Regions from separate parts of the Mus musculus genome. Here regions 1 and 2 are each linked to region 3. Evidence: chromatin loops called from intact Hi-C (ENCODE). Cell type or tissue: heart. All regions are shown on one strand.

Region 1 (8,000 bases), 55 kb before region 3:
TATTTGAAAAAAATTTGGGGGTGGGGGTGTTGCAGGCATGGCTCAACAGTGAAAAGCACTTGCTGTTCTTCCAGAGGACTTGGGTTTAATTCCTGGATCCCACATAATCTCTCACAACTGTAATTCCACTTTCAGAACACCTGACACGCTGCTCTGGTCTCTGCAGGCACTGTATATGTGCACAGACATGCATGCAGGCCGAACACCCACACACATAAACAATCAAAATAAAGGAAAGAAATTAAACTCTTCTGGCATTCTAAAAGAAACTCTTGACCCAGAGAGGTAGTTCTCTTGTCTGTGCGCATCACTGTGGGTGTGGCAGCTGGTTAGAGAACACAGAGTCAGATTTTTTTGTTCATTGGTGTGCAACGGCTTGCCCAAGATCATGAAGGTAATTTAGTTAGGACTAATGAGGCCTGAGATTCCTCAGAGGTTCCTGAGAGATTCTATAACATGTCTACAACTTTTTAAAACCTATAATATCTCTAATAGTTGCTAAAAACTCTTCAAATTTATATTCAGGCACTGGAGAGATGGCTCAGCAGTTAAGAGCAAGCAAGTACTGCTCTTGCAGAGGACTTGAGTTCTGTCCCAAGCACCCTCACTGGGTGGCTTACAACCGCCTGTAACTTAAGCTCTGATCTGATGCCTCTAGCCTCCAAAGACACCTGCAGGCTCACATGCACATACACGTAGATACATACTCATAATGTAAATAACAACAATAATACATTAAAAAAAAGATTTGCATGCTAAGGCATGCTTCCCCAGGCATTAGGGGCTACTACATAAGTATTCTAAACTCCCCATAAGCTATAGGTGGAGGGGTGTGAGGCCACTGGATTTATTTGCATGCCTGTTGGCACACAGCGGGTGTTGGGGGACTTAGGAAGATTGGAATTGCTTCAGTTTACACAGCTCTGCTGTCTTAATGAAGACGCTGTGTAGACACGAAGTTGGGGAACAGTCCCCACGCAACTGTAGTCATCCTAATCAATGACATATTCATAGTTGCTGACCCTTCATAGAAATTTGGGAGTAGAGCCATCCTAGGGTCCCCTGCAAAGACAAATTATCCTACCAGCCCAATTAATTCATTGTTTATTGAGGGCCAACTGCATGCATGGTCCTGGGATGGTGAAGACAAAAAATTAGCATCTTGGTGATTTCCAAGATGTTAACTGTGAAGTGTGTGTGTGTGTGTGTGTGTGTGTGTGTGTGTGTGTGTGGGTGGGTGGTAGTGCAGCAGACAGCAGTACACAGAGAAGTTATAATATATATAATATATATTATATATATATATATAATATAACCTGTTATAATACATACAATATAACTGTATAACTAACTATATGTATGTGTATATATATGTAGGCCCATAGCTCTGTCCAGTAGGGACTTATAGATATGTCTTGCATAGTACATTGACTATAAGGACTGCAGGGACATGCTACATGCCACTCACAGATAAAGTTGAAAAAAATTTTGTACTATTTCAGAACATTTCTTCTTTTCAACAAAGGATGTCTAAGCCCATCTGTTTCTGTTTATTTGTACAAATCCGTCTCATCTCTATCTTATGTAACTCGGAGACTGACGAAAGCATGGTGTAGGCCACCAGCATCACTGCTGCCAGTTCCCGTCAAATGGCAACAGCTCTGTGTTCTCACCAAGGCATCTTGGAGGACAGGATGCCATACATTTAACAATCTGTATTCTAGCAAGGGTGCCTCAACCCACTGTAGAAAAAGAAAGCGGTTTGAGAAAATGCCGGCCTCCTTATCCCCCATCCATTTCCAGCTTCGATAGGAGCCATGTGCTGGGAGGGGCTGGCACAGCCTCCCTGATTCCATTCACGAAACCTGCTTGCCTGTTAACAACTTGTCACTTTCCCAGGATGTCACTGTGCTGTCATCTCTCTCCTTAAGAGTCAGTCACAGCAGTGTTAGGAACTAAGTTCAGTTCTGTGTGCTCTATGCATGCCACATTCCCCAAGCATGCGCCCATCAGGGAAGAGACCCCACTCCCTCCCTGGGAGATGAGCCTTTGTCTTCCACTGTTCTGTTACAAGATTCGATGGCCCCAGGAAGTCTTATGTTTCTGAAAGCAAGGTCTCTTTCACAGTAACCTCAGGCCTTGATAAGAGCAGCTTGTCTACCCAGTGAGCGTTACAGAGTAACCGCAGTAACCCCCAAATTAAGCACCTCTTTTCTTTCTTTTTTGTTTTTCACGGTTCGTTGTTCCCGGACATTTTAACAGCAGTTTTCTGTGGACAAACTAAGGAAACAGCACTATATAAGAACAGGCTGAGAGGATATGACAGAGTATGGGGACGAGAAAGAAGAATGCAGAGAGCCACTGTAGCTTATCCTCACCTCTGTGGTCTTAGGAAAGGCAAGGTATGTCTGAGCCTCATATGACTGTGTTAGCCACTGCCCCAGCTGTCACGTCAAAGCCCTCTGTATTGCAAGTGACCTGCAGACAGAAGGTTGCTGCCACTCACCGTGTGCTGTAGGTGCTGGGGCCCTGACCTTCAGGCAAGTGGAACTCCCATAGACATTCTGTCTATCCAAGCCAGGGAAATGCAGCAAGTGTTCTAGTTTTAAAAAGTGCTTTCTGCTAGTATTGACTTTAGTTCTGCAGTCCCTTGTTTATGGAAGTAATAACTACTCAGTGATTTTTTTTTTGAAAAAGCTCTCCCCCCCTCCAGGAAAAACAACTCATTCCATCAACTATTTGAACATAATTTTAATATTTCCTCCATGTGCGCATCACAATGTATATGTGCAGGTCAAAGGAAAACTTAGGGAGTCAGTTCTCTCTGTCTACCGTATGGGTTCTGGGCGTTGAATTCTGACTGATTGCAGGTGCCTTTACTCACTGAGCTATCCAGCCAGCCCAAGTTGTCTGTCTTGAAGGCATCAAAGCTCTCTCTCATGTTGCCTGAGGTGGAGTGAGTTCTGGTTTTACAACTGGCAGCATACTGGTTTGAGAAATACTTTAACCCGTGTCTGTCTGTCTGTCTATTCTTCCGTGTTGGTTCCTCGCCCGCTCTCCTGTAAGCCCATCAAAGAAGACCCAGCTCATTGTGTTTATCCTCCATGCATTTGGCCTTTGGAGTTGGTACATCATTGTTCATTGTGCGTCTCACTGTGAGCTGGGGTTTGCCTGTCCTTGAGTTTGTATTGACCATGGGGCCCATGCTTTGGGATGGTGCTTGCAATGCATGAGGTGGGCAGGCATTGTGTCCTGTAGCCTGTCAGGGACCCTAGGCCCTTTTCTCTGTCATCAGTTTTCACAGATGTTCCTGTGGGCACGAGGGAGTCTGGTTGTGCCATTTTGTGTGTAGATGGCTCAGCCAAGGCTTCTCACTTTCCCTTTTCCCTGCGATTTCCAGGCTTTTTTTTTTTTTTTCTTCCTCTGGACTGAAAACAAAAAGGCAGGATAACTATTGGCCAGAGCCCTTCCTTGAGGAGGGACTGGCTTCCTCCAGTGAGGAAAATAAACTTCCCTGCTGCTGACCCTTGCAGTACAGCCAGGAGCTGCCTCTGCCCTTTGCTGCACTTCCTGTCCCTTTCTCAGTGACAGGGACCCAGCCCAGCCTTACCTCATCCCGATCCTGCTTGCCTGCTTTCCTGCTGCATCCGGCTCCTACTCACCTAGCTTTGGCCACATTTCTCTTCTGTGTATGGCCCCCACTCATCCTCTGTGCTGCGAACTTAGGGGTGGGGGTGGGGGTGTTATCTGAAGGCTTGGTGGCTTTGGTCAAAAGCGTCAATAAAAAAATAAATGAACAGGTGACTAGAGAGATGGCTCAGCTATTCAAAACATTTGTTGCTCTTATAGAGGTCAAGGGTTTGGTTCTCAGTACCCCCCTGGCCGCTCACAACTGTCTCACAGATGATCTGACTCTCCTGTTCTCTATAGGTGGTTGTACATGAAGTGCATAGAAATACATGCAGGCAAAACACTCATATACATAATCAAAAAGTAAATCTTTTTTTTTTTGTTTTGTTTTTCGAGATAGGGTTTCTCTTTGTAGTCCTGGCTGTCCTGGAATTCATTTTGTAGCCCAGGCTGGCCCCAGACTCACAAAGTTCCACCTGCCTCTACCTCCCAAGCGCTGGAATTCAAGGCGTGTGTTGCCAGCATCTGGAAATAAATCTTAAGAAAACAGTTAACAGGAGCTTCTGCATCTCTTGGGGCCCCTAAGCTCTGCCCTAAGCTCTGCCCACACCTTGCTTCCTGTGGCTCTCAGGCCCCTTGCTGGTGACCAGGCTAAGGTTGGATGTGTGCCACCAGTGTGGCTCCCCTCTGGTGTAGGATGGTGGAATGTGGTCTTTGACTGTTTTAGCAGCACTGTCTCATCACCTGAAAGCATTTGAGACCCAACAGTGAAGCAGGCTTTGTTTTGAGTAGCCGGGGGCTGGACCATTCTGTCTTTATCTTATAACTTCTTATGATGACCATGGAGGGACTTGTATTGTCCCAGAGCTAAATGGACCAGAATATGAGTCCTAGGTTTATATCTAGGAATCGTCCCTTGGTGTCCACCTATACCCTTCCCCAGGGGATCCTAATTATACAACACGGGCCTAGGTAGGCTCACCTCCCTTTTAACCAACCACTGTCCAGTAGCCTTGCTGCTTTGCTTTGTTTTCAGGGATGGGGCAGGGTGGGGTGGTCCTTGTCTTAATCAGGACACGTTGTCGCTCTCCAGCAATTCCATTTCAAGCAGATGCTGCTGTCCTATTTTAGGAATATGGTGAGTGTGGTCAGGAGATTAAATAATTGTCATGTGGAGATGTAGGAATGGAAGTACCAGTGGCTCTCGCAGGAAGTCTGGGTCGATGAAGAGAACAAATTGCTTGGAGCAGGAAGGATGCCCTGGTGGTTTCTGTGCATCCTCGGCCCTCCCTCAGTCTGTCTTTCCATTACAGTAATAACTGCACTACATGGATTACAGAGCAACACAAGATTAGTGCGTGGATATGGCAGATGTAGGGTGGAAGCTGTGGAAGGGGTCAGGCCAGTGCTCACTGTCAGCTACTGTATGGTCCTTGGAGTTGCGCCCCCAGTTGTGTTGCTAAACCCAACATCCTCCATGCTGCTTGTATTTTAGGTGTTTCTCTGATGCTACCCGAGCACCTGAGGACTCATATTCTGCTCCATTTAGATCTAGGCAGGTCTCTCCAGGGGCCCCAGAAGAAGGCATAGGGGAAGGACAGACCAGCCCCAGTGTGGGAGAAATTCGAGAGGGTTCACGACCATTCAGCACTTTCAAAGGGATCTTTGAAAAAAATGATTGCTGTGGCAGACAGCTCGGGGATGGGGGCAGCAGCCAGCCTGTGACATCCTCCTTAGCTTCCTCAGCTTTCTCTACCATCCACGTTCTGGCTGTTCTTGCTTCTTCTACCACAGGGCAAAAGGGCCAGGTCCATGGGGTGGGAAACAGCAACTCAGAAGCCAAAGTCCAAGAAAACTACCAAAGGTAGCAGTGATCTATAATCTTCTCCCTTGAAAAGTTCAGTAGTAGATGTTATATTTCAGACACAGGCAAGTCTTGACTCCTCCAAGTACTGGGATCAAAGGCTTGCTCCACCACTGCCTGGCTAGTGGGGGGAGTTTAAAGGAGGCATGGGGGGCTCGGGAGGAGGTTGAGAAGGTATTATTTCCCTCAGGCACAGCCGCAAAAGAGAGGTGAGGGTGGGGGCTGTGGGGGCTGCCTGTGGCCTCCTGGCTCTGTCTTGGACACACAGTAGGGACACAGCTCTGAGAACTAGCCCTTGCCTTTCCCAAATTAGCTGTTGTTCTCTAAACCCTTTGATACGTTAAAAGCCAAATAAACAGTCTGGGGTGAGTCTCTTAAAGTATTTGGGTCATTTTCTTCTGCTTTGAGTTGGGAAAATGAATGAAGATTTTGCAGGCTGACCTAAGAATTGCCTAATAGGATGGAGTGCCAGTATCAGTTGCTGTATAGTACTTGAAGTTAAGCCCCTAACTGTCTTGTTAAGAGTATACACGTTCTGTGGTAGTTATATTTAGTGTGTTCCCCTGATGCTCAGAGTACCTGGGTGGTGGGGTAGCTGTATGGTTCACTGGAATGGCTTAGAGGACAGGGTAGGTGTGGGTGGGGCATCACCGGTTCTGCCCCTGACTTTGACACTGTGAGGACTGTAGAGGGAGAGCCAATGGTGAAGCCCAGACTTGGCTGGATCCCCTCGCACAGGGAAGAGCTTGCTAGGAATCTTATCTCGTAGTCAAGTACCCCAACATAGAGTCTCTGACTTGGGGGAGGAGGGTTTTGTGGGTTCCTGGTGATCACTTCTCCTCATCCCTGCACTTTGTATTTTACTCATTTAACCCTAAATATTAAAGCTAAGAGGACAAGGGACCTCCCTTCTACCAGGGTGGCTCAGGGCACCCCTTGTTGCCCTTATGGGGATCCTGCAGGAAATGCCGGGAAATGTTCTGTAAACCTAAATACACATGAGGAAAAAAAAAAAAACCTTGCTGTTGCTTCTTATGAGGCAAGGCAATGGTCAGCAAGTTGGGGTGAGCTGACCTGGAAGGTTTGTTATTATTTATTTGTTATTAATTTATTCTTTGACATTTCATATGTGCACACAGTATATCTTGCTTGTTTCTCTCATTCCTCCCTCTCACCTACATCCTGACACTTCCACCTTCTTGTCTTCATTGTGTCTTCTTTTTCCTCCTAGCTTCCCCATTTCTCCTCCCCCTCCTTCCCCTCCTCCTCCTCTTCCTCCTCCTCTTCTTCTTCTTCTTCTTCTTCTTCTTCTTCTTCTTCTTCTTCTTCTTCTTCTTCTTCTTCATCATCATCATCACCATCATCTACTAAGGCCACTTAGTGCTGCCTGATGTAATATTACTCAGTATCTGTTAGGCTGGATCTTGTGCATATAAATAGAATGGCACTGCCCAGGGTGCAATGGCTGCATTATATCCAGAAAGCAAGTGTTTTACCAAATTTGTCCCTTGACGCACCCTGCACCCCTTCTTCTGCCATGTTCCCGTGGGCGTTAGTTTTGGAGACTTTTTTCCTCTGAGAAGAATTTATCCTGATGATTAGGACAGCCCTAGGTGGAATGTCTGTCCTTAACAGTTACCTTAATTGGCATGGTTAAGCTTGTGCCCCTCTAAGAAGCGGTAGACACCAGGGTGGTGTGTCCACTGCTGTACCAGCTACATGTGGAACACTAACTTTTGACCCTAGCTGAGGATGCAGGCCTTGCTATTCTCAGCTTAGGAAGCTAGTGACTGCTCTTCAGAGACCACGGATTCCTGGAGAATTCCCATTTCCTTGGGGTCCATTGTCTTAATAGTTTTGATAGTCAAGATGGAGGACAAGTGTCTCTTGAGCATGTCTTCAGTGCTGCCTGGAATAGTCTCTTCTCCAAAGACACCCAGTACTGCTTTGCTCCACTGTTAGTATATGCATATTGCTTTAAACTTCTGGTGACAGTTACACGGTGTTCCTCTGAAAGAACACATAAAACACAAATATGACAGCTTGTGGAGAACAGGAAGGCATCCGTGGGACCTAACAAGCTGGACGGGATGATAGAGTAGTAGTTAGAGCTATGGTATGTGCTATGTGTGAAGGTGTTCTCAGTCAGACCCGTCACCTCAGGAAACAAAGAACTCTCAGTTTTGAAGACTCGGTGGAGGGGAGGTGGGAGACCAACTCCCTCCCTGCTTATGTGGCTTGCTTGAGCCTAGTTTCCTCGGGAAATCAGTCTGGCCCAGGATCCCATTGTCTTCTAGGCCTGGGAAGATACAGAAGCTGACCTCAGCTGCCAGCTAACAGTCGGTCGCCTTCCCAGCCTCTGTGTCTGTCTCTGCCTGCTGTGCCGTTCTCTCTTGACCTTCTCTGTGCCTTCAGTAATGGCTGGGCATATCCTGGGATGATGTCCTCTGGTCTGTGTGTGGTTCTTCTCCTGCTATGGTTCATCTCCTGCCTCAGCACTGTACTC
Region 2 (8,000 bases), 77 kb before region 3:
AGACTGTCTTTAGCATCACTGGTAGGTGTGGGCTGCCCCGGCTCTCACCAGGGAAAAGCAGCCCTTGGATACTGAAGAGTGTTAGCAGAGGTGTCTTAAACCAGCCCCACCTTCCTGCTGTGTGGGGATTAGGGTTCCCCACCTAGGTTTGCCAGGGGAGCTGAGACAGGATTGTGGTCAACTGAGCAAGGGGAGAGTGATGCATGTCAGCTAGGACGGAGGAGTGATGCTCTGACCACATCCTCAAGTGATTCTGGATCCCCTAATTTTCCTCCCAGCATCCCCAGTCTTCCTGTATCTGAGCAGCTTCCATGTCCAGTAGCCTGCATTTTTAGGGTGTGTGACCCCTGTTGTTCCCATCAGCCCCCAGCTGTAAGGATAGATGTAAGGGGGAAATGCCACCATGTCCAGTAATGCTGCCCACGTGAGCATTGTCGGCCCTCCCTCAGTGGCTGTCCTCCTACAGAACAGTACCCACATCACTCACACTAGCCCGCTTCCTGCATTTGTTCTCAGTTCCTGAAACCAGTCGCAGATTCCTGACTGTGCGAGTTCATTTTTCTTTTCTTTGTAAAATAAGCTCTCGCTTTTACTTTGACTCGGTTATTTTCAAAACACTGTTTGGATAGAATAGACCTTTTGCAAGCTTTGCAGACAACTAGATGCCCCCTGATGGTCTTTAATGATTCATAAAGTAAGATATGGAGTCAGAGTTGTCCCAGAGTCTGGAACTGGAACCTTATAGTGGGTCTTGTCGAGTGAATGACCGTCTTGTTTTCTAGAACCAGCTGAGTGTCCGAGAGTCCTCAGTAATGACTTTGTAGAATTGGCAAGTGCACATTCACACACACACACACACACACGCACACGCACGCGCGCGCGCGCGCACGTGCCCTTGCATACCTGTAATTACAAAGTTCTCTGAGAGGTAATACAGGAGACTGATGAGCATCACCATGAATTTCAGGCCAGCCTATTCCACAGAGCAAAACAACAAAGCAAAAAGCCCTGAAAGCATAAAAACAACAAGAACAAAAATCACAAAAGTGTTACTACCACGTCACTATGTGGGCGCCCAGACCCTCCTCCTGTGCACATCTCTGTCCAGGCTCTGAGAAGGGATTTCATGTGCAGTGTGTGCACTGATGGTTAGTGCTGGTTACTATTAATCCCGGCTGTATTAGCTGCTCTGGGAAGAGGTGCTGCTTATTCATAATACCCAGATAATTGCTGTAGACTGCGGAGAGCAGACCTTACGCGTTATGAGCGGGGCAGTGCATGTTGTGTATTTGATAAGGAGTCCTGCTTAGCCACACAACCCCAAGGAAGTCCTAATCTCGACTTGTTTCCCACAGGAACGGAGCATCTCGAGAGTCCTCCTTCTCCTCCTTCAGCGTTAACAATATGCTCATGTCATCTGTCATAGTGGGCATTCATTCCCATTCAATGTGTATTTCTGTCTTTGCTTCCTGCCCACTCACTCAGTGTTGTTCTTGAGAAGAGAAAGGGATTCGGGATAAGAGCTAAGTGGTGCCCAGGCTTTGAGGCTAGTGTGATGCCCTCCACCACTCTTTCACATCCTCACCTGTTTGTACTATGTTCTCATACTTGGTCTCTGCCCTGTCTGAGGACAGGGGTGAGTTGGGTGGTTGATGGGGGAGTGAGTCTACTCGGGGCAGGTAGCGGGAATATCTGCATCGCTTTGCACAGGGTGGCAGCACCCTTCCTGTGTGAGGTAGACGAAATGGTCTTTTCCTCTCTGACTGTCACAGAGGTGAGAACAGTACTGCCCTTGGGATCCTGAACTTTTCAGACTCAGGCAACAGCATTTGTGTGTGTGTGTGTGTGTGCGCGTGTGTACACGCGCATATATAAACATATATGTATACATAAATGCATGCCCTGGGCCACTCCAATGTAAATTCTTTCTGTTGGTACTGAATATATGCAAAGTTATGCTGCTTAGTTGATAGTGACATTATGCAACAGCAATGAAATTTCAGCTTTTTCCACCTCAGTGTTCAGGTGTGTTGGGAGTCCTGTTTCTTGTGGAATTTTTGTGATATTTCTGCAGCTCGGAGGCTGCTTTCAGAGACACTGTGGCTGTGGAGTTGGTTCAGCGTCTCTATTGAGTGGTGCTAGGCTGCCCTCAGACCGCTCAGATGGTCTTCACAGGACATAGGAACCCTGCAGAAAGAGTAGGGGTGTGGTGCAGAGAAGGGAAGGCAGCACTATGTGAGGAAGGCCATGTGCCCCGCCCACCCTCATCAATTCATGGTCAGAGACAGAACCCAGCAGATTTGGAGATAGGTTGTGGGCAAGGCAGTGTGTGCTGGAGGGTTCCATTCTGCCTAGTGGCTTCTAGGCTGTGCTTTGCTCTTGCTCTGGGGACTGGTCACTGGGCCAAGACAGTACTTGGTGGCCTCCATAGGGCAAGCATTGGCCTCACCTCTACTGCTCACACTCCCTGAGAGCTCTATTGTCTGAGCATGTACACCCAACCCCTTACTAAGCTGGGCACAGCGGAGTCTGAAGCATATAGCGCAAGGTGGAATAGCATTGCTGGCTGGGAAATGGCTGGTGTCCTGTAGAAGCCTGAAGCTGTGTTTCTGGGCCAGCAAAGATGATAAGCATGTTAGGTAGTCCTGAGTCACCTGCACATAAAACCACTGGAGGCCACATATGGAGTATACCAATTTCTAGGAAGGGACATGTTACAATGCCCAAGGCTGTGTATTGGAGAAGAGATGGTTTTGGTGGCAGCAGCAAGGAGGGGTCCTAGACTTTGCTGGCTGAGACTAACTTCATAATTCTTGCAAAAGGGATTGTCACGTTTGTCTCCTAGTCCTTCATTGACAGCCTGTCTGTCCTCTCCAGGTATGAGACCATTTACCAATGTGAGTAGAGGCCAGGATTTCTGTGAGGTCACTTTCAGAAGAAACAGACACAGAAACTGACGATGACAGACCACAGGGGTAGTTGCTATGACAACAAGACATTCATCATAACAACCTGTGGGAATGGACAGGGTCTGGCAGGCAATCCAAAGGACCAGTGATGGGGATGTGTGCAGACTGTCATAGACCAGCACCAACATGGCTGGCGTGTTTACCTTATAGAAACATGGCAGGAACTCCCGGCTGAGCTCGGGACCTGGGGTGGAGTTGGAACCTGCAGAACTCTAAGCTCTTTCTCCCTAGAAGGAAAGCCCACAGCTGTTCCGCAAGTGGTGACTGGGAGACCAGTCTCCTCAGGGAGCGCCAGAGGGAGAGAACTGTGTCCACATGTTATCAGGGCTCTGCTGCTGCTGCTGCTGCTGCAGGGAGTGGAGATGCTAAATATAGTGTTTGCATCTTCTGAGCTACCTGCATACATCAGGAAGGAAGAGAAGCTTAATTTTCTCTGAAGCAAAGGCTGCCAGGAAGATGCCTGCCTTTCTAATCAGGGGGGTTCTGGCAAGGGCATTGAGGACGAGGACGGCAGCAGTGTCCACAATGGCAGCAAAGCCAGGTGCAGTGTTTACTGTCTCACTGAAAGCGTGGGGGCGGGGTCCCGTGGCAGGGGGGATGTCTTTGGCTTACTCCTCGGTTGATGATGGACCAGCTTGCTTCCTGGCAGCCGAATCTCTCCCTCCCGGAGTGGAGATGGCTGGTTTGCGGTTCTCAGTTGGTGACTTTCCTTGAACCACTTCCTTTCCTTTTCTTCCCGTGCCCAAATGTGCAGGAGGAATTTCCTCTTCCCACCAACAGACCGGAAAGGAAGGGAAGGCAACATTGCTCATTTCTGTCTGCTGCCAAGAACCCCCTGCCAAAAAAACGACCACTTCTCTTCCAGGCCACAGGTGACAGTGTCCTTCAGGTTCTCGGAGGGGGTTTCTGCCTCTGCCTTCTCTGACCTTGACCAAGAGGAGTCTGCTGTAGCCCTTAATGTCAGGCCACTTCTCGACATGCACCTGGTGTGGCAGGGGCTGGGCCTGGTCACCATGTGGTTTTCTTAGCAAGATGCCAGGGAACACCTGTCACTGTGATGTGCAGCTCCCACCTCCTCCACAGCTCCAGGTCAGAGCCTGGCTCCTGCCCAGCTAGGCCTCACTCACTGCCTTGATCCCAGCTTCTCCTTGGGCCTGTCCGGTGTTTGGGTGTCTCTGGCATCCACACTCTATCTCCACACTTATGCTGCTGGTTGGTGGATCTGTCTCCTCTTCTCGCTGGAGATGTGCCTTCCTAGGGGCTTTTCCCCTGCTGCCCTTGAGGGTCAGGTGCCCTTCCTGCAGTAGGTGAGGGATTCTTTCTTCCCTCAGCCCTAGCCATTACTGCCCTTTCTGGAAGTGACATCTGTAGCCAGCACTTCTGGCCTCCTGCTGTATCTCCTAGTCTGTAAATTACTCTGCTGCTTTAATTTTCCTTGACCTGGACCCCCTTTCTCTTCCTGCAGCCCAGCTCACAGCCCTGCCATTATCAGCCAGACTATTCAATAGCTTCTGTCTCCGCTGGAGTTCAGAACTTGACCTTTTTAGTTAGAACCCGAGTCTGGCCCCATCTCTTCTAAAACCCATCTGCTTTCTCTTTCCTGGTCATCTAAGATAGACCTTCAGCCCATTCACCAGAAGGAGGTCACTGGCTTCAGCCAGAAAAAAACTTGTATATTCTTGTCTCCCTTTACCTTATTAAATCATAAATCTTATGGGGACAAGGACCTGAGAGCTCTCAGCACCCTGAATTGTGCCCGGGACATCACACGTGGTTAAGAAATATTTGTGATTTGGTGTTGGTGGCTCACCCTTGTAATTCCAGCACCCCGGGAGCTCACAGGAGGGATTCTGATCAGAAACCAACAAGAGACAAGAAAGTATTTGTAAACACTTAAAAGTAATCAGCAAATCCAGCGTAGGTGGCAGGGGGTGGCGCCCCCTTCCTGGGAGTTGTGGAGTTACTGGTTCTAGGAAAGCTTGCAGTTTAAAGGTTGAATTTGGAGCTGGGTGTGGTGACGCACGCCTTTTAAACCCAGTGCACTGGAGGAAGACGCAGTCAGAACTCTGTGAGTTTGAGGCCAACCTGGTCTACAAAGAGAGTTCCAGGAAAAAAAAAAAAAAAAAAGCAAGAGGCTGTTTGAGCCAGTTTCACCCTGTGTGGGAGGAGCAGGGAGGAAGAAATTCCAGGTTAAACACTCCCAGCTGCTGTTTATTCCAGATCCACGGCTAGCAGAGCTCCGAATGGCTGCCCGTGAGGGTGGGGAAGAAGCTGCCAGTCTGTGTTCCGGGTTTCTTTCACTCAGTGGGACCAAGTTTGCTCTGTGTTAGGAGATTGAGAGATAGGGCTTTGAAAGGGTCTGATTCATCAGTCATTGTTCGGGAGGACTGGGAGGTTAACTCTGGCGGTAGCTTCTGATAGGGATCTGCAGCTATAATGGAGACCTGTATTATGCTAGGGCTTTGAAGATTCTGTGGAGCAGTGATGAGCAGGGGCACCACCTGTGCTCTCGGCCTGCTCTCCTGCCCTTCCGATTGTCTCGTGGCAATGAGCCGGCAGTGTAGGTTATGCTGATGAAAGGCTTTTTACTAAAGCGCTCCTTGTTTCTTTATAGGCTCAATAGCTGTTTAGTGTTTGTGACTCCCCCTCCCATCTCCACCCCCTGCCCAAAGAAGGGGCTTTTTATAAATTCTTCAGATTTCATTCTTTAGTAATACTTATGAGTATGGTGGGCTGGGATTACTATGTTTTAAAAGAAAATGCAGAGAAAGGGTACAGTTGGCCTGTTTCCTACAGAGCTTGTGTTCTGCCTTAGCCTGAACAGTGCTCAGAGCATCTGTCTATCTGCCTTGAAGCCTGCTGGACTTGAACTCCAGTCGCTGGCTTCACCTGCTGACACTGTTGTGACCCGGGGAAACACCTCATTTACTTGTTTAAGGAATACTTATATTGCACTTACCGCATACCTGACATGGTGACGGTGCTCAGTGAGTGTTTGTTTTTTTAAAGATTTATTTATTTATTATATGTAAGTACACTGTAGCTGTCTTCAGACACTCCGGAAGACGAAGTCAGAGTTGTTAAGAGGATGGTTGTGAGCCACCATGTGGTTGCTGGGATTTAAACTCAGGACCTTCAGAAGAGCTGAGCCATGTCTCCAGTCCTCTCAGTGAGTGTTAAACACAGTCTGTGTGTGTTGTCATCTCATCCACGTTTAGAGAAGAAAGGGTGCCCAAGAGATGTTGAAAAGCCGGAGGTCCAGGCCAGCTCAGTCTTGGGTTCCACTTTGTCCTGACTCTGACTGTCCCACCTGTCATCTCTCTGGGTTTGAATTTTGAATCTGTAAGACTGGAGACATTCGTAGTTTGGCTGCCCTGAGTCAGGATTGCTGTAGGAGCAGTTGGTCCATGAGCCCTGCTGAGTGGTAAGAGTATCTCAAAATTACATGAGGAGCCAGAAACTGTTGGGACACTTGGAAAGCCAACCTGTGGGGCTGGAGGAAACACGCAGATCCTGACCAAAGTCTCCAAAGCAGGCTCTGCCCACAGTGTGAATCCAGGAGCTGGAACTCTCATTCCAAGTCCCAGGGCTGGTGGAACTGAGGAGCAGAAAGGTGGACCTGCCTAGCACCAGATGGCTGTGTTACTGAGTTGGATACATCTGGGGTAGTCCAGCTTACAGGCTGATCAGCCTGAGGCTGTGGGGCTCTTTGCAAAGGCCCAGCCAACGGCCACTTCCGGCCCTGTAAATTCCTGATTAGCTTTCCATATTGTCTTTTTGTTCATTCTCTTTAGAAATTCGCTCCCACACCTTCCTTCCATTGCATTTCTAGAAATATCCCACTTTTCATGACTCACTGATTGAACATATCCTGTTTGGGGAAGTGTTCAGAGGAATTTCAGAGCGGGCACGTTGACTGCCAGTGATAAGTGGTGCAGACAGGAGCCTGGGAGCCGGCTCTCCCAGCCTCCCCCAAGGCCCCAGACAAGGAGTGCAGCTCCTGTTCTCAACCGACACACCCACTGACACACCCACTGCAGTTTTCCCTTCAGGCTGTGAGTAGGAACCTGAGTGTGGCTAGAGTGACTGATGTCCACTGAATCAAATCAGAGATGGTGCCTGGAGTTTGAACCTGGCTGGGTGGGATGACCTTTTGAACCACACAGATGCCCTGTCTTCCTGGTATCAGGATTGTATCATGGAGCAGGGAGGGGCTGTGTCCCTGGAGACACAGTCACTCCCAGAACCTCATGTATGAGGAGAGGCCAGGAGGCCTTGCAGGATGGCAGTGTTATGCATGGAGCACAGAATGCCAGCCTTGTCTTTGGATGCTCCGATTTTGCTCACGGCCTTGTTTGTTATTTCACAAGCTAGAATGTTGCTCCCAGTCTCCAAGGCTGGGTGTGTAGCTCATGCCAAAATCCTTCTCTTTTGTATAGCCAAAGGCTCTTGGCAGGCTTACACTGTGGCAGAGGACAGGCAGTGAAGTAAGAGGAAGAAAAAGCTGGGGCAGCCTCAGGCACAGCAGAGGCCATGGTGTGCTGGTGGCTGAGAAGTAGCTGGATGCTGAGATGTTGCTCCTGTTGAGTGGCAGTGTAGTCAGATAGGCTGTGAGGATGGTGTTGAGAAAACAGTCAGCCAGTTTTGCAAGGTGCTTTGAATCCAAAGGTGCCTCAAGATGCAGAAAGTGGTTGAGAGGCAAGCTGTGTAGGTCTCCTCGAGAATGGGGTAGGTGGTGGGACGAGAGAGGTGCTGCTGAGTCTGGGCAGCTGTGATTCAGAGGGATTCTCGGCAAGGTCTGGAGACATGTTTGAGTGCTCAGGGCAAGGGGTGCTTCTGGCGTCTAGTGGGTGAAGCCAAAGGTGCTACCAAATGTCCCATAGTGCACAAGAATGCCTGGGCCACGGAGAACACTACTGTTCTTAGTGTTGTTAATTCTGAGGTCCAAAGACCCTGCGCTGGGTGGTCCCAGATCACTGGAGAAGAGAGAAGGACCTTGGCGGATCTGAGTAGCTATGTGTGTGTGTATGA
Region 3 (8,000 bases):
AACATTGCTCTGAGGGAATAAACATTGACTTGGAAATGACCGTGGCATGGCTGAAGATATAGATCACTCTTGGCTTAGCATGTGTGGAAGGAAGCCCAGGCTCAATCCCCAGAACTGCAAAGAAAACAGAAGGAAAGGAAGAAATTATCACGGGCTGGGACTGGTGATATAGCTGTTTTTGTAGAGTATTTGCCTAGCATGTGGGAGTGGGGGGGCGTGGATATGGTGGGGGCACAGTGGTGCCTTGGGTTTAATTTCCCACGCTACATAAACCAATGTGATGGCACACACGCATAGTCCAGGTGCTCTTAGGAGGTAGAGGCAGAAGTGACAGAAGTTTAAGATTATCCTTGGTTATATAGAGACCAACCTGGGCTATATGAGACCCTGTCAATGAATGAATGAATGAATGAATGACCATAGAAGGAAAGAAGAAGTGCTCAGGGTACAACACCTTGACTTTGTAGAGGGATGGAAGCTAGAGACATAAGACCACATTGCATGACTGTGCGTTTGCCAAGTCAGGGGTTAAAGCATATTTATAGACAGAAAGCAGCTTAGCAGTTACCATAGGAAAGAGAGAGATGGGATCTGACAGTTGGTGGGTGTGTACTTGCCTTTGGAGATAACAGAAACGTTCTGGGATCGTGCTGGTGGCTCAGCCATGTCAATATTCTGAAACCCACCATCATGTCACTTTGAAAGGACCATCTTATAGCTTGAAACTTGTGTCTCAGTAAAAAAATAAAAGTATACAATATCTAAAAATTGACTTAATTGTCACATACATTTTTTCTTGGTGACTTGCTTGATCTGACACATGATCTCAGAGGTTTGTGTTGTTTTTGAAGGAGTAGGGAAATGGTGTTAACTTGTATTATATTATTAGTATAGTGCTTTCATAAGCTGCCAGATATGGAAAGTCAATAGGAAAGAAATACTTCATGTTCTAGGTACTTAGCTCTGTTCTCTGGATGTCAGCCTCCACATGATTCTCTTTCTGTCCCAGGCCCCTGAGCACTGGTGTAAGTGCACACCCATGGCTCTTTTACTCACTGACCCAGCAGTCTTTGATGGAATTCATGCTGTGTCAGGCTTTATGCAAGGTGCTGAGTTAAAGGGATGTGGTTGGGGAGATGGTCGTAGGCATTGGATGTTTTCCAAAGTGTTCTGAAGACTGGAGAGATGGCTCAGCTGCAAAGAATGCGGCTGCTCTTCTAGAGGGTTCAGGTTGGATTCCTAGTGCCTACATAACAGTTCACAACCATCTATAACTCGAGTTTTGGGAGAACCCAATTCTTCTGACCTCTGAGGACTCCTGCAGGTATGTGATATACATACATTCACGTACACACGTGTACACATAAAGCCAAACAAATACATTATACATTAAAAAAAAAAAAAAAGAGTAGCCTCGGACAGTGGACTTCCATAGAGTAGGCTGAGATAAAGTACTTGGCTGGACTGGTCACAGCTGGAGTGGAGAGTGTGGAGTCTCAAGTTGCCACCTCAGATTGTTTACCTCGCCCTGGATGGGCTTTGCCTAGGGCTGGTGTCACTGCCCATACCTTGTTCCTTTTCTGAATGTCAGCAGAAGTCCCCTGGTTTCTCCTGGGCCTCAGTCCCTGCAGCAGCCCTGATGGGCTCTTGCCTCTGCTACAGTCTTGCTGTGCCTTCCAGATGGCTCTTCATTCATTCCCATGTCCAGAGCTGCTACGTGGACCAGCCACATATGTGCAGCAGGGCTTGTGAGCGCACCCCTGTATGGCTCTGGTGACCTAGTATGGTTGTGGTGACATAGCCTCTCTGCAGTTATGATCGGGGAAGCTTGTGCTGGGGAAGATTGGCCCAGAGTCAAGAGGACCTGGTATTTCTAGAATTTTTAAGGTGGTTTCCCTGACCGACTCAAAGCAATGATGGTTCATCAGAGAGTGGCTGCTCTGTCCTCCCCGTAACCCGAGTGCCAGGCTATGTAGGAAGTGGGTCGCTTCCTTGCTGAGTTTTTATTTTTAGGAAGAAGTTATTCTCAGATTTCCGTTTTGTTTTTTTTTTTCTTCTTCTTTATTTTGCACAAACTTATCAGTTGGGTAGCAACGGGCCACTTGTGGAAAGTGAATTACTTGGCCTTTTATGGCCACGAGCTCAATAACCTTCTAAAATATGAATCTTCCTGCTTCCTCTTTGGATGAGTGCTAGTGTGTGGGCATGTGTGGGGGCTGCATCTTCACATTGGCTAATTCATATTTGGGGAGATACAACAAAGCCCAAAAGCTTGGCTCTCAGACCCTGTGAACCTGAGGCCGCATGTGCGTTCTGCAGGCTATAAACTCCTTCCCACTCCCTCCTCGGGTATCTGGGTCCCGAGCCTCATAGCTTCCTCACCACAGCTGTCTTCTGTGAATATGAGAAGCCTCTGTGTGGTATCATCTTCTTAGGACAACCTCCATGTACCTTATTTAATTTTGCTTCTTAAATTCATTTTTGCTTGTCACATTTTGTTGCAGCTTTTTGAAGTATTTTTGAAGAATGCATCATGGATTTTTATTTCTCGTAAAGATAGCATTGGCATCCCTGGAGCAGCTGAAGGGGTAGGATGCTGTTTTGTAATAGAATCTAGAAGTAGGGCAGCCTTTGAAACGGTAACTAAAATGAGGCGGTCACTCTCAGAGGTGGAAGTGGGTGTTAGTAGTTACTGCTCAGAGCCATCATGGCCAGCTATACACGATGGACTTGAGATATTGCATTGATGAGACTTGGGAACCAGAGCTCTGGCGGGCTTTCCTTTCATGCCAGGAAAGGACGTGTGCTACAGTTAGATCCTCAGCAGATGAGGTACCTGTCAGGTGTGATGGTAGTATGATCGTGAAAGGCTTGGTATACGGGAGAGGACCAAAGATTGCATCTAAATAGTTCTATTTCCAGGTCTTGAAAGTCTGGTTGAACCGGCTAGAGAGTGTCTAACAGGCCAGAGAACAAAGTCCGACTTGATAGCGCCGATGATAAAAGCTCTTTGGCTGGAGGAAAATGCTTGACTAGGGAAAATGCTAATAGGCTTTGGGGAAAGATTCAAAGAGACACACACGGAGGTCACCAAAGCAGCCAGCCCTTGAGCCTCTGTACTTTGAAGCTGCTGGCCAAGCCTGGCGTTCTCCACAAGGAGCGCACTGACAGATGGGAGCTTTGAAAGGGGTGGGGGTGGGCATTATAGGTGGATTCGAGTAAGTATATCAAGGCTGTGACAAAGATGAGATCTATGTTTTTAGCCCAAGTTTTTAATCACTCTTCTGAGTGCACTCTCCAGGAAACATGTATGTGTGAGAGCCAGGTCCCGGAGCCCTTGGCTACATGCTTGCTTGCTCTCTCCACCTACCTTGGGGAGAGTTGCCAAGCTCCAGAGGTGCCTAGGGCTATGCACCTGTCCCCTCCCCAGGCACCACTGCCTTCAGGAGCTGTTGTGTTTTCTACTTTTCCTGTATTTGCATTCTCTGTCTCTTCCTCTTCTATGACCTAGCTACATTACCAGAATGCTAAGAAAATCATCACATAAAGAAAAACTTTAAGCCACAGGGATCACATGAGTTCACAATAGAAGCAAACCCAGTTTCTGGTTCCCATAACTCCATAGTTCTTCAAGGTTTCTGTGTCAATTTAGGAGGCCCAGAGAGGCAGGGGACCTGGCATTTCTGCCCTTACTCTGACCACAAACACCTGGACAGATCACACACTGCCACAGGGACTGAGTTGCTAATCCAGAAGCACAGTCTGTTCAGAACATACATACCAGATAAACCAAGAATGGTCAGTATCCGTGTGCGGATACTCACATCCGTGTGCGTGTCTAAGGAGTGAGGTAAGAACTCTAGCAGCCTGGTGTCAGTGTGTCCATAGCTCACTGTGTGTGTGTGTGTGTGTGTGTGTGTGTGTGTGCATGCATGCATGTGTATATGCATGTGTGTGCATATGTGTGTATGCATGTGTGTATATATATATACATGTGTGTATGCATGTGTTTATATGCATGTATATGAATATATGTATGTGTGTATGCATGTGTGTGTGTATCCATCACTAAGCTGAGTTACAGGCTACAATGTTTTTTTCATGACCCCTTTGTTTTATGACACACAGTATGAAAGAGTCTCACAGGATCACTGGTGAATTTAAAAGGAAAAAGGAAAAATCACCTATGTGAATATTGTATGTGAGACCCAGGCCATTTTCTTCTTGGCCCATATATAATTTTTAAAGAGATATTTATTTATTTATTTATTTATTTATTTATTTATTTAATGTATGTGAGTACACTGTAGTTTAGTTGTACAGATGGTTGTGAGCCTTCATGTGGTTGTTGAGAATTGAATTTTAGGACCTCTGCTTGCTCCAGTCAACCCTGCTTGCTCCAGCCCAAAGATTTATTAATTATATATAAGGACAGTGTAGTTGTCTTCTGACACACCAGAAGAGGGCGTCAGATCTCATTATGGGTGGTTGTGAGACACCATGTGATTGCTGGGATTTGAACTCAGGACCTTTGGAAGAGCAGTCGGTGCTCTCATCCACTGAGCCATCTCACCAGCCCCCTCAGCTATATTCTTATCATTTATTTTTAAATTTGTGTGTGTATGTGTGTGTGTGTAGGTGTGTGATGCTTGTGTGTCATTGGGTGGCCCAGAGGTCAGAAGACCACTCTGGGAATCCATCCTCTCCTTCCATAGTCTCTTTTTCTGCCGCTATATGTGTTTCTGGCCAGTTTTCCTGTCTTCACCTCCTTCTCACCGTAGGAGTGCTGGCATTAGAATGCACACCACATCTGCCTTCTTGTGTATGTTTCTCAGGAATGACTGAGTTCTGGGTGTCAGGCTTATCAAACAACTGAGTTTCCCCAGCCCAGCAGGGTGCCTGACTTACTTTTCCTATGATAAAATAGCCTATAAAAGCATGTTAAGGAAGAGAGAGTAAGGCAGGAGGCTCACGGTGTGTGTAGATGTAGTCTGCCAAAGGAAGGTTATGGTAACAGATGAGGTAGCTGGTCACAGCATATCAGAAAGCAAAGAGAGAAGTGGGGCCTTTGGCTTGGTGCCTCCTTTTTATTCAGTCTGGGATCCCAGCTGGTTCTTTGAGAAATTCAACAAGATAGACAAACCCTTAGCCAGACTCACTAGAGGGCACAGGGAAAGCATTCTCATTAACAAAATCAGAAATGAAAAGGGAGACATAACAACAGATCCTGAAGAAATCCATAACACCATCAGATCCTTCTACAAAAGGCTATACTCAACAAAACTGGAGAACCTGGATGAAATGGACAAGTTTCTAGACAGATACCAGGTACCAAAGTTAAATCAAGATCAGGTTAATGATCTAAACAGTCCTATATCCCCTAAAGAAATAGAAGCAGTCATTAATGGTCTCCCAACCAAAAAAAGCCCAGGACCAGATGGGTTTAGTGCAGAGTTCTAACAGACCTTCAAAGAAAATCTAATCCCAGTTCTTCACAAACTATTCCACAAAATAGAAGTAGAAGGTACTCTACCCAACTATTTCTATGAAGCCACAATTACTCTGATACCTAAACCACAGAAAGACCCAACAAAGATAGAGAACTTCAGACCAATTTCCCTTATGAATATCGATGCAAAAATCCTCAATAAAGTTCTCGCTGACCGAATCCAAGAACACATCAAAACAATCATCCATCCTGACCAATATTCACATTGGTCTTTCTTGCCTCCTCTCTGGAAATGCCCTTGCACACAGACCCAGATGTGAGTCTCTTAGGTCCTGAATCCACCAGGTTGACCAGCATGCTTCGGGCTGTGCTGAAGACCAGCAACTTTGCAACATTGCCTTTGTCTTAAGTGGCCTGACAGCCACCAGTCCCTATCATTAGGAGATTCCTTTTGCTTTCTAACCTTTAAAACCCACCATGCTCTTTCACTGTGCCGATGGAGCCCAGTCACCCAGGTGTGTCAAAGTTGCCTGGTTTCTCTCTTATACTCTCCCACTTAATTGTTTCCCATTGGGGATATTCTCTAGTGTACACTCTTGTCTGTACCCCATGGCTTTTTGGCCTTGAAGCCCTTGCTGCCACTGTCAGGAGAGTCTGGTTTCCATTTATTAACTGGAAAATCAGGTCTCCTGTTATGTGGGTCAAAAAAAAAAAAGTCACAAATGCTCAGGCTTATAATTCGTTTTCTGTTCATTTACAATTTTGTCGTTTTATTCTGGTTTTGCCGGATAGTTTCTGTCCCTCCAGGAATCAAATCCTGTCCAGCCGCCTTCCCTTGATAAGTCTTGCCTCTAACAGCCTTCTTCTCCCTTGTGACACGCAGTCTCTGCTTTTTTCCTCCCCCAGTTTTTTCCAGGATGGATTGAAAGCAGTAGAAAGCCTCAAGCCTTCCATCGAGACGCTCTCCACGGACCTCCACACCGTGAGTAGGCGCCCCTGTGCTGTTTAGTCACCCTTTCAGCTGGTAGCACAGTCAGGCCCTGTCCTATAACCTCCTGTATGCATGCTGTGCTGTCTGGAAACGACTGGTGCTTCTGGAGCAGGGCTGAGGGATGTGAACAGGCCGCGTGCGTGCGTGCGTGCGTGCGTGCTCGCTCGTGTGTAGCAACACCACGATCTGCCACATCTAAGGTGCACCCGGGTTTTATTTTTCTCTGCTCTGCTTGCTTTTCAAAGATCAAACAGGCCCAGGATGAGGAACGGCGACAGCTGATACAACTTCGAGATATTTTGAAGTCAGCATTGCAGGTGGAACAGAAAGAGGTGAGGGGATTTAAGATTGAGGGATCACAGTTCTCCCCCCCTCCCCCCCCCACTGCCACCGCCAATGCCTTAGAGGTTTGGGGCTGAGGAGTATGACATCTGTATCTATCAGGGGCTCACAGGACCATGTCTATCAGCCCTAAAATGTCTTGCTGTTTGAATTTTTATAAGGATATCTATCTTGAGATAGTTACTTCTAGGAGCAGCAACCACTGTGGGTCTGAGTGGCCAGGTGTGGTGCCTTCCTGCTCTGCCAGTTTCTGGTGGTTCCGTTTATCTCATGTGTACCCTGAGTTCTATCCCTGGACTCTGTGGCTTCCCTGTTGTGCTCTGTGTGAACTCTCCCCATGTGAACTTTACCCTGTGTGAACTTTCTCTAGCCTATGGAGTGGGAACAGAACTGATTCCGTTAAAGCCCAAGAGTGTTCTATCTGTGAAGAGTTGGGTTGGGTGTAGTGAGTGGCACTTAGAAGGCTGAGGCAGGAGGACCACCATGAGTTTGAGGCCAGCTGGTGTTGCATAGTGAATTCCAGGCCAGGGTGAACTATATAATGAGGTCTTACATAAAAATAAAAAGTAAAAGATGGGAAGGGAGCCAATACAATGGCTCAGAGGGCAAAAGCTCTCGGTGCACAAACCTAATACCGGTTCAGCTCCCAGATGCTGCCGTGGAAGGAGAGAACCAAGTCCTGATGACACCTGTCCTGGCCCTGGCCTGGCCACTCTCACACATAGACGTGCACACACTCTAACAACAACGACGCGTTTGCAAAGAGGAAAAGAATTAGCTTTCCATACGGTTGCACTTAAGTGACCAGCCGTCTGGTTCTTCTCCATCGTTCCTTTGGTATGGTGATATGTTTGAGTCCCCCACACATCACCAAGTGATAACAATGTGGTTTGGCTATTATAATGGATAACTTTGTCTCTAGTCCATTGTTGAGGTTAGCCCCGAACTCAGAGACTCAAATGATCCTCTTGCCGCAACCCCTGAGTGCTGGGATGTGATGAGAATTTAATGTAAATCCTCTTAGCTCTCAGTAAATTTAAGTCACTACTTAACAAAACATAGTTCTCAGACTGTAACTGAATCTTGTTGTTTTTCTCCTAAATGCATTTACCTTTTGTGACCGAAGTCTAGGAGAGTAAGTACCCAGTATTTTCACAAATTCCAGAGTTTTGCATGTTTTATTCATAGCTATTTCTTCATACATCTTAATGGCTGGTT

What was found. Hi-C counts contacts between places; a loop is a spot of excess contacts. Peaks named below come from ENCODE experiments on the same cell type or tissue, not always from the same donor. Only the 100,000 strongest peaks of a DNase experiment are listed, where the experiment ranks them.
Region 1: a loop joins it to region 3, with 1.9 times the contacts of the local background. A loop is called at or near these places in 9 of 42 quality-filtered maps.
Region 2: it touches region 3 in a loop (1.9-fold over the local background); 7 of 42 quality-filtered maps call a loop at or near these places.

What each region holds. Positions count from the first base shown.
Region 1 is chr12:21,151,726-21,159,725 of GRCm38, forward strand. The region is part of intron 1 of Asap2 (ArfGAP with SH3 domain, ankyrin repeat and PH domain 2); the gene reads left to right. Among named protein-coding and RNA genes, the nearest start is that of Asap2, 44 kb to the left of the region's middle. In heart, no CTCF peak of the experiment used is centred here; a DNase peak (open chromatin) is centred at 3,576; H3K27ac peaks cover 669 bases.
Region 2 is chr12:21,129,194-21,137,193 of GRCm38, forward strand. All of the region lies in intron 1 of Asap2 (ArfGAP with SH3 domain, ankyrin repeat and PH domain 2), which reads left to right. Among named protein-coding and RNA genes, the nearest start is that of Asap2, 21 kb to the left of the region's middle. In heart, CTCF peaks have their summits at 3,263 and 4,899; DNase peaks (open chromatin) are centred at 438, 6,928 and 7,388; H3K4me3 peaks cover 826 bases; H3K27ac peaks cover 4,752 bases.
Region 3 is chr12:21,206,454-21,214,453 of GRCm38, forward strand. It overlaps Asap2 (ArfGAP with SH3 domain, ankyrin repeat and PH domain 2), which reads left to right. Exons shown (of 29, transcript NM_001135192.1): 8 at 6,356-6,431; 9 at 6,695-6,772; 10 at 7,909-7,917. Among named protein-coding and RNA genes, the nearest start is that of Gm40855, 41 kb to the right of the region's middle. In heart, a CTCF peak has its summit at 4,503 (motif pointing right); no DNase peak of the experiment used is centred here; H3K27ac peaks cover 304 bases.